Linked DNA regions of Homo sapiens: region 1 is linked to region 2. Evidence: chromatin contacts called from ENCODE Hi-C or POLR2A ChIA-PET data. All regions are on one chromosome and are shown on one strand. The core of a region is the stretch at or near the end of the contact, and the rest is flanking DNA. Distances in the headings are between cores, read along the strand shown.

Region 1 (6,307 bases), core at 3,687-6,186, 250 kb before region 2:
CAATTATTATGACTACTTGAGATGGAGTCTTGCTCTGTCACCCAGGCTGGAGTGCAGTGGTGCAATTTCGGTTCACTGCAACCTCCACCTCCCGGATTCAAGTGGTTCTCCTGCCTCAGCTTCCCAAATAGCTAGGATTACAGACACGTGCCACCATGCCCAGCTAATTTTTGTATTTTTAGTAAAGATGGGGTTTCACCATGTTGGCCAGGTTGGTCTTGAACTCCTGACCTCGTGATCCACCAGCCTCACCCTCCCAAAGTGTCCATCCAATTATTTACCAAATATGTATAGAGGCCTGGTAGGTGCTGGGTGTTGTGGTGAGCACTTATGTTTCAGCCTCTCGACAACCCTGTGGGACAAATGAGGAAGCTGAGGTGCAGAGAGTAGGGCAGGACCTTCCTGAGGTCCCATGGCCAGATCCTGAACCAGATCTGGGTGGCTCCCCAAGATCTGCTCTTGACCACTCCTAGCCACTGCGAGACCTCAGCACTGGGCCACCCCGCCAGGGCACCGTCTCCCTCAGAGCTCCAGTCCCGAGAGCTGACAGCAGCCTGGGCTCTAAGGGAGCACCGTCTCCTGACCCAATGTGGAGGAATCCCATGACTAAAGACCCAGACCTTGTGCTGGAAAGTCATGGGTCTGTGGCCAGAGCCCCTACCCACTGAAGGGGAAGCTACAGGAAGGACTTAGGGGCTTTGCTGGGGCTGGCTGTCTCCCCACTGCACACAGACACACACACTTGCATGCAGCCTCAGAGCCCCAGCTCTGCCTCACCAGCAAATTCTGCCACAAATCCTGTCTCCCTGCAGCCCCTCTCCCATCAGGCTGGAAAACCCCAATGGGAGAGAGAACCAGTTCCCAGCCCTGATTCAAAGGACCCCAGCTGGGCGCCATCACTTTACTCCTGTGTGTGGGCCTCCACCTGGGTTCAAGGTCGCTGTGAGGTCTCCCACCGGCACAGCAAGACCACAGACATTTGCACCGCTCTGCGGCAAGGTGGCTGTGTTACTCTGTGACGATCACACACGGCCATCTCTAGCTGAGAAGGGCCTGACCCTTTGGCCCATGTGCCCTGGGGTCCAGCCCCGCTGGGGTCCAAAAAGCATAACATGGTCACTGCTGGCTGGAAAGTTTCCAGCACTCAGTCTCTGGGTGTTCCCGCTCCACTTCCGGAGTCAGTGTGGTTCTCCCAGGACCCTAGACCCGGGGCCACCTCCCAGGAATATCAGCCCCCAACCTGGCCCACTGCTTGGGCGGCTCTGGTCCCCCCAATCTGGCCGCCTGTCAAGGATCTGAGGCTTGGCAGGGCTGATGGCGCCGGGACAGCGTGGGACGGCCCAGGCTCTCTGCAGCCCTGGTTCTCCGGGCAGAGTGGAATAGAGACACTCGCAGCTCCTGGTCCTTGCCTTCCCACTCCTCCGAACCCGGCCAGGACTGCACCCTGCGCTGCCCCAGATCCGTGCCTCCAGCTGGAATGGTAAACTGGGAGGGGGCAGTGTGGCTCTGGCTCTGGTCAGAAGCACAAAACAATCCAGACAGCCCGGAGCGGGATGGACAGGGCTGGGTGGGGTGGGGGAGGGCAGCTCATAGAGCCGTGCTCGAGGGAGGCGGGTAGCGCAGAGGAGAGGGTGCAAGGCCCTAAGAAGAGGAGCGGGGGGACTAGGGCGGGGCTCAATGGAGCTGGGGCGTCCGCAGACTGGAAGGAGCCGGGACCCCCGCTCCAGAGCCTCCCTTTCCATTCTCGCTTCTTCCAGTGATTCCGAGCCCCCGACTCAGTCTTTCCCCCAGGTAGAGAGAATCCGAGGCTGTTTCTGCCGCTGAAATCTGAGCGGGAGAGCATCCCGAAGCCGCCTGCGTGGAGCGAGCAGCCCCCGCGTCATGGGCCAGAGGCGCCCGGGAGAATCTGCGGGTCACGGATCACACCCGCAGGGGCCTGGCGGAGCAAGGTGCCGTTCGCCGCCTGCGGGCAGGAGCCGGCTCTGGGCCTCGGCCCCTGCTGTGCCGTCCAGTCGGCCGCTTCTTCGCTTCTTCGGCAAGGGAAGCGGTGGAGAGGCGCGGGAGCCCCGATTGTGCTGGAGAGATCTGGGACCCCTGCGCGTCTGCGTGCGAAGGACCCGAGACCGGCCAACTCAGCTGGGAGCACGGGACACGAGGAGTGAGGACAAAGGGCAAGGAACGGGGCCTATAGGGAGGGTGTGTGTGTGTGTGTGTGTGTGTGTGTGTGTGTGTGTGTGTGTGTGTGTGTGTGTGTGTGTAGGGGGAATGAATGGACAGCGGGGAAGGCATGCAGAGGGGCCCAAGGGGTGTGGACTCAGCAGCCCCACCCCAGACCAGAGAAGGCAGCCAGGCTCTGGCGTCCACCGAGCCAGCGCCCCTATCTGGGCGCGGGCCGCATGGCGGCAGACCACCCTATATCCGCCTTGGTGGCGTGGGATATGACTGGCAGGAGCGCGGAAGAGGCGCTGAGAATGCATGCGCACCCGGACAGACCAGACGCGGCACGGAGGGGGTACTTCCCACAAGTCCTCCTGCCTTGAGACCAGGCCTTCGAGTGGTCCGGGGAATGCGCCTCTGGGCACAGCCAGCGGCCCCAGATCGGCACTGGACGCCAACCCGAGTTAGAGAAGCCTGGGAGACTGGATCGCAGGGGCCCTCATTCAGCCAAGGAGGGGGAAAGGAGAGCTGTAGGGTAGGAGAGGCCAGGCACAGGGAAGGTGGGGAGGGGATGGAGCCTTGCGCCAGGAGTTGGGGGTGCAGGGCCTGTGACGAGAGAGTATTACCATGTGCACCCTGAAGGAGAGGGAGAGGGTCTGGGCCTGGAACGAGGACTCTCGCCTGCAGGCAGTCGCCCAGCCCCGGTTGCAGGGATGGACCGCGACCAGCAGAGGGCAGAAAGTGCCTGGTCCGCCCGCCGGCCCCGAGCCGCGCTCCGCGCCTCGGGACTCTGGCTCTGTGCGCCGAAGCCTTGCCCGCCCGGCTTCTCCCTGCAGCAGCCGCGCCCCCGCCCCAGATGCCCGGAGAAGGCGGCTCAGGCCCAGCCCAACTTCGCGGGTCCAGGCCTGGGGTTTCCAGGTCAAGCAAAGAGGGGACCGAGATGTGGGAGAGAAACTCCACATTGACTGTCCACTCTCCCCGACCTAGCCACACAAAGGCGCCTAGAAATACACGAAGGCACAAAGCCCCCCACCACACACAAACACACACACACACACACACGCTAGGAGACACGCGAGCACACAGAAGCATTCAGAACCCCGGAGATAAGCACAGATACGCAAAGCTGACAGAGACACCCATACAGAAAAGGATCGCAGACACAACACAGAGGCTGAGACACGCACAAAGACTTAGGCCCCCGCATGAAATGATGCGGACACACACCCCAGACACAGGCACGAAGGACCCACACATTCACATACACACGGGTGCAGGGGACTCAGACACAGATCCACAGATTCACCCCTGGGAGTCTGGAAGGTTGCAGGGACACACATACCGTGTGTGCAGAGCCAAGGAGCACACGGAGGCAAGAGCCGCAGAGGCGGGGGCCCGACACGCACAGACACACACAGATACCCACCGACACACACGCAGGTAGGGTAGGGCGGGAGCCTCTAATCCTCCACAAAGCCGGGCCCCTCCGCGGGGCCCCGCGGCGCAGGGGGCCACTTCTGACCAAGCCTCCCGCAGGTTCCAAATCCGATCCGCCCTTTCGCCTCCAGCGAGGTCAGGGGACCCGCCCCCCATGCCCTCCGCCCCCGCCCGGCTCCGCGCCGCTGCCTCGCTCCGGGAGGGGCCGGGGCCGCCCCGCAGCGGATCGCGGGGGGTCAGCCCGCCGCTACCCCGGGCCGCAACCGCCCCCCTGCTCCCCGGTGAGCCGCGCGTCGGTGGGGACCACGGGCCGCAGACAGCCGGTCCGACGCTGTGGCCTCTCGCACCGGACGCGGGTGCCAGGCCCGGCTGGCGCGGAAGTCGGCAGCTCCATCTCGCCAGCTTTCGCGTCCCGTTGCCGAGGTCCACTTTGCCCAGGCTGGCTAGAGCACTGTCCTTGATCCGCGCGTCCCAGCGACCCCTGGCCGGGCACCCGACCCGCCAAAGGACCCCGATCTTGGCAGCCAACCTAATTTCTTCAGAGCCGCTACCCTGGGGCCACCACTCCCTCCTAGCGCCCCTCACTGCAAACCCTAGGAGGCCCGGGTCTTGCCCACTGCTCCTGCCCCTGCCCGGGGACCCCTTTTCCAGCCTTAGTTGTCCTCTAAACTCTCGGTCGCCTGAACCCAGGCCTGACCTTCCTTGTCGTCCCAGTGTCCCCCATTCTCGATCCCGGGGCCCCAACCTCCCATCGGCTCAGTCCCCCGCCCAATCTCTGCCAGGCCCGGAGCTTTCCCAGACCCCTCACCCACACTCCAGGCTCACTCCCCGTTCCTGGGCCTGGGCCCCCCTTGCACGAGTCCAGGGCCAGCCGTCCTCGCCTTCTGCCCGCCCCCGTCCTTCGTTCCTGGGAGCCGGCCCTCTCCGCGGACCAAGCGGCCCCGAGCAGGCGCCGCCGCCCGGGGGACTCCGACTCAGCCCCCGCGACCTACCTCGGCCGACAGTCGGGGGTTCCCAAGCGGCCACTCCCGGCCGGCGCCGTCCCCTGGCGGAGCCGCCGCGCTCCCTGCCGTCCGCGCAGTCTGGCCTCGCTCGGGGCCACTCCTCGTAGCGCTGGAGCTTTACAAAATATTAATAATAAAGAAGGCAGAGGAGAAAAAAGAAAGCCTTCGCTCCCCAACTCCCAAATCAATTTTTCAAGGGGGTGGAGCAGAGGGATTTGTTTCGAAGACGATCAAAACTTCTGCGAGGGGCCCGCGGGGCGGCCGGGCCGGGGAGCCGGGGCCTGAGCTCGGGGCCAGGCGCGGCGCGGGGCGCGGGCCAGGGGCGCGGAGCCCCGGGGCGCGCGGGGGGGCGGGACGGCACTATTTGACGTGGAGCCGGCGGCGCATCCCGGCGCAGGGATACCGGCCGCGGGGTTCAAATGTCAGGAAGTTTCGGGAGGTGAGGCGGCCCGTATCCCTCCGCCGCCAGCCCCAGCTCTAAACCCGGCGGCTCAGCGGGCGCACCATGGCACTGGAGTAGCGCGGGGAGCGCGCCCGGAGCCCCGCGGCCCGCTGCGCCCCGCCCGGGACCCCGCTGCGCCGCGCGCCCCCCCCGCGGCCCGCGGGGCCGCCCCTGCACCCCCACCCCCTCCCCCGCCTGCCGCCGCCGCCACCGCCACCGCCGCCGCCGCCTCCTCCCCGCGGCTCCGTCTGCAGCAGCCGCCGCCGCCGGGTTCCGGGACTGACAAGCAGGTGACAGAGGAGCCGGCGCGCGTGGCTGCAAGTGTCCGGGAGAGCGCGGCGCGGGCTGCAGCCGCCCCGGCCCGCCCGCACGACGCCGGGGCCCGGGGCCAGCGCGTCGCCGCTCCACGATCGCCGGGGGCCGGCGCAACCCCTGCCCTGCGGGGGCCGCGCCTCCCCGGTTCCAGGGCCGCGGCGGCGGAGAGCGGGTGGACGGGCCGGCGGGCGAGCAGCCCGGCCGGCGGGGTCCGCAGCGCGCCCCGCGTCCCATGGATATAGCAACAGGTCCCGAGTCGCTGGAGAGGTGCTTCCCTCGCGGGCAGACGGACTGCGCCAAGATGTTGGACGGCATCAAGATGGAGGAGCACGCCCTGCGCCCCGGGCCCGCCACTCTGGGGGTGCTGCTGGGTGAGTGCGGGGTCGGAACGCCCGAGTGGTCTCGGGCGTGGGATGGGGCGTCGTCCGGCTGTGGACACGGGCGTTGGGGCCAACGGATAAAGGAAATGGGTTTGCAGGACATGGGGAGGAGGCAGAGACAGGACTCCTGGAGTGATCGCCAGAGGGCCGCAAGTACGCCTCCGGCAGGCGTCCTGAGGGGACAGGACAGCTCCAGTCGCCACCCACCATCCTTTCCAGGCTTAGGTTCTAGAGCTGCCACTCCGATGTGGTAGGTGGCGGGTGGCAGGGGTGATGGAGGACCTAGCAATCACCTTGGCGAGCTTGGGAGAGGCGCAAGGTCACCTGGGGTGGGGGAGATTCTAAGAGAAAAACGTCTCCCTGGTCACTCAAACCACAGATTTTGGGGAGATCGGGGATAGAAGACCACGAACGCCACCGTGGGGCGTGTCAGCCAGCGAGCGCCCCAGCCTCACCTCGCCTGTCTTGGTCCCAGCCGGCCACCCTGCGCCGTGCTCGTTGTCATTTGTCTTAACACGGAGCGCGGATTCTCCGGAGAAGGGGAGAGCACAGCGCCGAGCCAAGGCTCGAGG
Region 2 (5,760 bases), core at 1,356-3,855:
AAAAGGCAGAACACAAGTATTGGTAAGCTATCAGCCATCACCCTCACATAGGCTGACCCCCACGATGGGAAGCCCCACACCTTTTTTTTTTTTTTTAAGAGAGGGTCTTACACTGATGCCCAGGCGGGAGTGCAGTGTGGTGATCATGGCTCACTGCAGCCTTGACCTCCAGGGCTCACGCGATCCTCCACCTCAGCCTCCCAAGTAGCCGAGACCACAGCCACGTGGCACCACACTCAGCTTTTTTTTTTTTCTTTTTTGTAGAGATGAGGTTTCACTATATTGCCCAGGCTGGTCTCACACTCCTGGACTCAAGTGATCCTCCTGTCTCAACCTCCCAAAGTGTTTGGGATTACAGGCATGAGCCACCCCACCTGGCCAGAAAACTCCTTCTTAACTGTGGATTGAAGGGCAACCCCAAACTTCAACAAAATGTGAATTGGATCATTTCATAAATGCTGCTGAGGAAAATGGGTAAGTGTGGAATAAATTAAAATGAGACTTGTACATCACTCCCTAGACTTCTTGATTTCAAGGGAGCTAACGAGTTAAATCATTTAAAACTGCCACAAAGATTATGGGAAAACAGAAACACATATGCACCTCAACTGTGGAGGAGTGACAGTTTTTTAACTAAAATTAGTAGAGACCATGACAATCAGCTAAACAACAAGAACGAAAAAAGCAAGGGGCTGGAAAAATATATAAATGATGAGTTTGGTGACCCAGTTAGGTGGGAGAGTAAATATAAACTATGAGGGAAATACCCAGCATCCAATGGACAGACAGAGGGCCAACAACTTTGAGACACTTGGCAGAGGAGGGTCAAAAACTCAGGAACTATTTTAGTCTTTATAGTACTTAATGATATGCAAATATTGTGTCACAGCCAAGAAGACCCTAACTCTTATCAACGAATTTAGCAAAAATCAGTTAAAATGATGAGGCCCAAGGCTGATCTGTAGGAAAACCTCTGGGCATAAGAATCAGCTCAGCAGTCCGGAGGAAACCTGACAAGATGATGTATTCCTGTGCCCTGGGTGCACACGTATCTCACCCTTGGGGACAGATCTCAAGAAAACAACTCAAGTGCAATAGCAATTCAAGAGCGAGACTACCTGTCTGCCCAGGTGCCTGCAGTTATAGGCAGGTTGCCTAAAATCCTATGCTTGGATGTTCTGTTGCTATAAGAAGTCAGAGAGACAAGGGAGTTCATCCCAAGTCTGCCATTTACTAGCTGTGTGACTTTGGATAAGTCACTCAACCTCTCTGAGCCTCAGTTCCCTCTTGGATTAAAATGGGAATAGATCGCCACCTCCTTAGGTTGTGTTAAATGAGGTCATGGCTGTCAAGTGTCTACACAGTGCCCTGCATGGAGTGTTTGACAAAGGGTAGCTGTTGCTATTGGAGGATGACCACTGGACAGATCCTGGAGAGACAGTTCCTGCTTGCAAAGGATGAAGTAACATCAGGAAGTCTCAGCAGCTTTCTATCCTGAAGAGGAGCTGGTATCTTTGCCTCCTAGTTTATTTTTATTACAAAGCCAGAAAAAGGAAAATAAACCTCTGCCACAACTACTGACTCCACCAAAATGCAAAGGGAAGCTCTTCAAAGAGTGTTACATTGGTCTAATGCTGGGAGGAAAACGCTGGGTGAGGCTCCCACTCCCACCCAACGGTTTGAAGACTGGGGTGTCCCCAAGGGTCTGGAAATGCACATTTTTTGAGGCATGCTCTGTGACATGGGTTTTATAACAGTGAGTTGGGAATTTTCACCTCCGTTTTGTTTTTGAGACAGGGTCTTGCTCTTTCACCACTGCTGAAGTACAGTGACACGATCATGGCTCATCGCAGCCTCGACCTCCCGGACTCAAGCGACCCTCCCACCTCAGCCTCCCCAATAGCTGGAACTACAGGCATGTGCCACCAAGCCTGGCTAAGTTTTAAAAATTTAAATGGGGCCTCCCTATGTTGCCCAGGCTGGTCTCAAACTCCTAGGATCAAGTGATCCTCCCGCCTCGCCCTCCCAAAGTGCTGGGATTACAGGCGGGAGCCACCTCCGTTTTGAGAGAGAGAAAACCTGCCCAAGGTGGTAAGTCAAGAGACCCCCTATGACAGGTCCCCAGAGCCCTGCTGCTAACCACTGCACCTTGCTGCCTTCAGCTGCCCTGCCAGGAGCAGCTCGGGTGCGTGGCATGCGCCTGAAGAGATGCAGGAGGGAGGGTCTTGGAAGGGAGGGCTGGGCTGGGGGCAGGCCCCCCAGTGCTGGGGGGGTCGAGGGTCCTGGGCTCTCTCCCACCCGTTCGATTCCGGGAGCCCCTGAAACGCGCCCCACTGCACCGCCCTTCTCCCGCCAGCAGGGGGCGCCGAGGAGAGCGCGGGCTGAAGGCAGAGCCGACGCCGCTTCCCGGAGTCGGGACTCCGGGGTCCAGACCAAGGCTGCCGCTAGCCCGCGGCGAGGCTCTGGGACGACAACCGGGCGGGACTCAGGACCCCGGGCCCTGGCTAGAGGTCCGCCGCGCAACGCCACCACCCGGGTTGGCGCCTGCCCGGAAGCGCGGGCGTCCAGGGGGCGGGGCCGGGAAGCGCTTCCGGGGGCGGGGGGCGCGGGCTGGGGCGGCAGCCGGAGCGGCGGGGACTGGCCTGGCGCCGGCGGCGGCGGAGGGGGCGCCGCGGGCGGGCGATGTGAGCGCGGCGCTCTGGACAGGTGAGGCACGCTGGCCGGGGGCGGCGAGCAGCGGGCTAGGCGCGGGCGGGGCAGGCGGGGCAGGCGGGGCGGGGGGCAGTCCCCGGGCCGCTGTCCGGCTCCCTCTGGGCGCGGCGGGGCGGGAGCCTCCGCGCCTGGTCAGTCCCGCGGGCAGGCGGCCGGCGCGGGCGGGAGCCGAGGCCGGGCGGGGTCCGGAGGCCCCGGGCACCTGCTGGGGTCAGGCGCGCGTCCCCGAGGGGCCAGCTGTGCTCGGTCCTGGAGTCCCGGCGCCGCTGGCCCGGCTGAGGGTCGCGCTCGGGCAGCTGCCCTGGGCTCCCAGCCTCCGCCCGGGGCGTCTCGGGATCCCCAGCTTCCGGGCCCCTAGCCCTGGGGGCGCTCCCTTTTGTACGGGGAGGGAGGGCAGATGGTTGAGTTCCCTGGAGAGCCGGCCGGGCCAGGGGTCGGCCCTTCGGGTGGCTGCCACGGAGCCGCTGCCTCACGCCACCGCCTTCCTCCAGGTAAACAGGCGGCGGCGACGGGTTGCGCTTGGCCCCAGACGTCTCCGTGGCCACTCGCGCTCAGTTGGTCCTGCCATTGCGGAGGGCTGGGCTGGGGCTGACCGGGGTTGTAAACAGTGCCCTTCTAGGCCAAGTGGCTGTGCTTTCAGGGCGGCACTCGTCTGGGAGTCTCTGTCTTGAGGCCTTCCGCAAGCCCCTTCCATGCTAGGACTCAGTTTCCCCATGTGATCATTGAGGGTTTCATTTAACTCTCTAAGAACCCTTCTGGCTCTGCCATTCCGTGTATGTCTCAAATTGGAAGGGCTGTCCCTGATTCAAGATACTGGGCAGTTTCGCTGAAGACTTTGTCAGTGTGGACTTTTTAAGCCACTTACTGCATTTTGTTTCAGACAGGCTTTAAAATGATTTCAAGAAGCGTTTTCTAAACCTCACCTTAATCCTCATTCATCCCTTGCTTTTGTCCCTAGTAGTAGTTAATCACATTCCGCCGAGTTTTTGCATGCAGAATTTTTTGTTGTTTATATTTGCCCATTTTCTCTTTGTTCCCTAGTCCAGGCCCTCTTTGCTTCACATCTGGATTATTGCAACAGCTTCTAAGCTGGTCGCTGACTCCAGAGGTTCCCCCCTCCCCCATCCTTCCTTTATGCTAAAGCCAAACTTACTATAGGAAGTCAAAAAATAGTTGAGTGCTTGCTTGCTTATTAAATGGCAAGATGCTGTTCCATGTGGTGGGAAAGTAGTAGAAGGCACACTTACAGTCTCCAGGCAGCTTTACACAGGGTGCTGAGACATTACTTATGAAAAGGTAATTTTGATGAGACAAGGCTGTGTGCTGTAGAATTAAGAAGGAGAGATGGAGGTCACTGTAGGCCGAGTGGTTAGGGAGGGTTTAGTGAGGGGCGGGATTTGAGCCGGGTGTTAAAGGATGAGTAGCATTCAGATAGGAAAAGAGGAATCAGGCCCAGTGATCCTATGGAGTTAGTGAATAGACCAGTCTCCTGGCAGAGAAGGGTTCATATAGGAGGGAAGTAGGAGGAGAGGTGGGCCGCGGCTAGTTCCTCAACTCAAACACTAGGTCAAAGTTGAAACTACTGAAGGCATTGGTGAAGAAGCTAGAGGCCAGGAGATCAGTTAAGAGGCCACGGCAGTTATACCACTGTTCAAAGCTGAGTAGTGGCCTCTTGCCTGCCACGGTATGTCCAGCCACCGCCCACCCTGTCTTTTCAAGACTCTCCGTGGTTTGGCCCCACCCCACCTACCTGAACCTTATTCTCTGCTTCTCCAAGTCTGTCCCCTGCAGAACTGAGTTAGTTACGGCTTCTTGGGTTTTGCTTCTGTTGTTCCCCCTTCTGAAGCACTGGCCTCCTTTTTCTTTTCTGTGCAAATTCTCCATTTCACTTCCTTCAAGCCCCTGCTGCAGATATACTTCCTCCAGAGGGTGTTCCCTGACTTCCCTGCCCCCATGGCTTTGTGGCACTCGGATTCAGCACTTGTTCCTTGGCTGTTGAACTTGTTCTTGTCCCAACTGGAGTGGGAGTTTTTTTAAGGGCATTGTGTCTTAATACTCCTCTCGGAGACCTTATAGTATCTAATACTGGGGCTGGACTTCTATAATAGGTACTCAAATACTTCCTGATTTTTGTTGGTAAACAACTTTTTGTTTTGTTTTGTAATTTGCCTTTTTTTTTTTTTAAGGAGAATCTGTTTTTATCAGCTTTCTGTGTCATAGATAAGTGATATGTAATGCTACCATTCAAGGTGGATGTTTTCAGCTTGCTCTCTTAGGGTGCAGAAAGCACAAAACGAATCTTTGAAACTTTGAAACGTTTCCCTCTGATCATGGGAAAAGGTAAAAGTCATGTGATTCTTCATTCGGAGGCTGTGGGGAAAGAACAGCAGCTTTGGAATCAGAGACCTGGGTTTGAATCCTAGCAAGTCTGCTTACCAGCTCTGTGAAGTTGAGCAATTTATCTAATGCCTCTGAGCCTCCGTTTCTTATTTGCAGTGTGGAGGATAATAAAATCCAATGAACTGTAAACGAAAATGGAACGAAGTAGAAAAATGTGCAGCACCTAGTAACTGCTTAGTACATTTTCATTATTGTTATTGTCATTATTGGGTGTACATTTATCAAGGTGGAGAAATGATAAGCTGCTGAACTGTGTACCTACTGAGTTTTGGATTTCTGCACCGCTGTGTCCCCCCACTTTTGCCTTCCATTTGAAGCACTTGTCTAAAATGTCAGTACCATGAATCTAGTTACGTTTTATTCCCGTTAATGTTCATGTTACTTTAGTTTAAATTCTGCTTAATGTTTTTCAAACTTCTTAATTGTGTCTATTTAATGTTTTGTAGCTGACAAACTGCTGAATTTAGCTTAGTGAAGGTCATCAACTGAACGCAGTTAAATTTCTAATGGTTATTTTCTGGTTGATGTTGATGGCAAGGAAAACCTCATGGAAGAATGCAAGTCAAGGTGAGCTTTTCTAATCCTTTTGTCATAAGAGGCAGGACTTAATGTATTTTCCAGGGCCAGTGCCCCTGAAATGCTAGCCAG

The links. A loop is a pair of places that touch in the nucleus more often than their neighbours do. ChIA-PET counts read pairs that join two places held with the same protein, here RNA polymerase II (POLR2A). Pooled maps may share reads with other maps.
Region 1: a loop to region 2 is called in a pooled map, with 2.2 times the contacts of the local background. The contact joins the promoter of LMX1B-DT here to the promoter of ZBTB34 in region 2. A Hi-C loop is called at or near these places in 1 of 50 pooled maps. POLR2A ChIA-PET finds 5 or more read pairs at or near these places in 2 of 52 experiments (Panc1 and activated naive CD4-positive, alpha-beta T cell).

The regions. Positions count from the first base shown.
Region 1 is chr9:126,608,863-126,615,169 of GRCh38, forward strand. LMX1B-DT (LMX1B divergent transcript) reads right to left here and starts at 4,937. Exons shown (of 2, transcript NR_184148.1): 1 at 4,587-4,937. It overlaps LMX1B (LIM homeobox transcription factor 1 beta), which reads left to right and starts at 5,066. Exons shown (of 8, transcript NM_001174147.2): 1 at 5,066-5,726. The coding sequence starts at 5,588. RefSeq lists enhancers at 1,186-2,050, 3,994-4,962, 5,218-5,799, 5,800-6,307 and a silencer at 2,772-2,841.
Region 2 is chr9:126,858,034-126,863,793 of GRCh38, forward strand. It overlaps ZBTB34 (zinc finger and BTB domain containing 34), which reads left to right and starts at 2,606. Exons shown (of 2, transcript NM_001099270.4): 1 at 2,606-2,706. RefSeq lists silencers at 2,225-2,624, 2,655-2,734, 2,745-2,794, 2,905-3,124 and an enhancer at 2,749-3,546.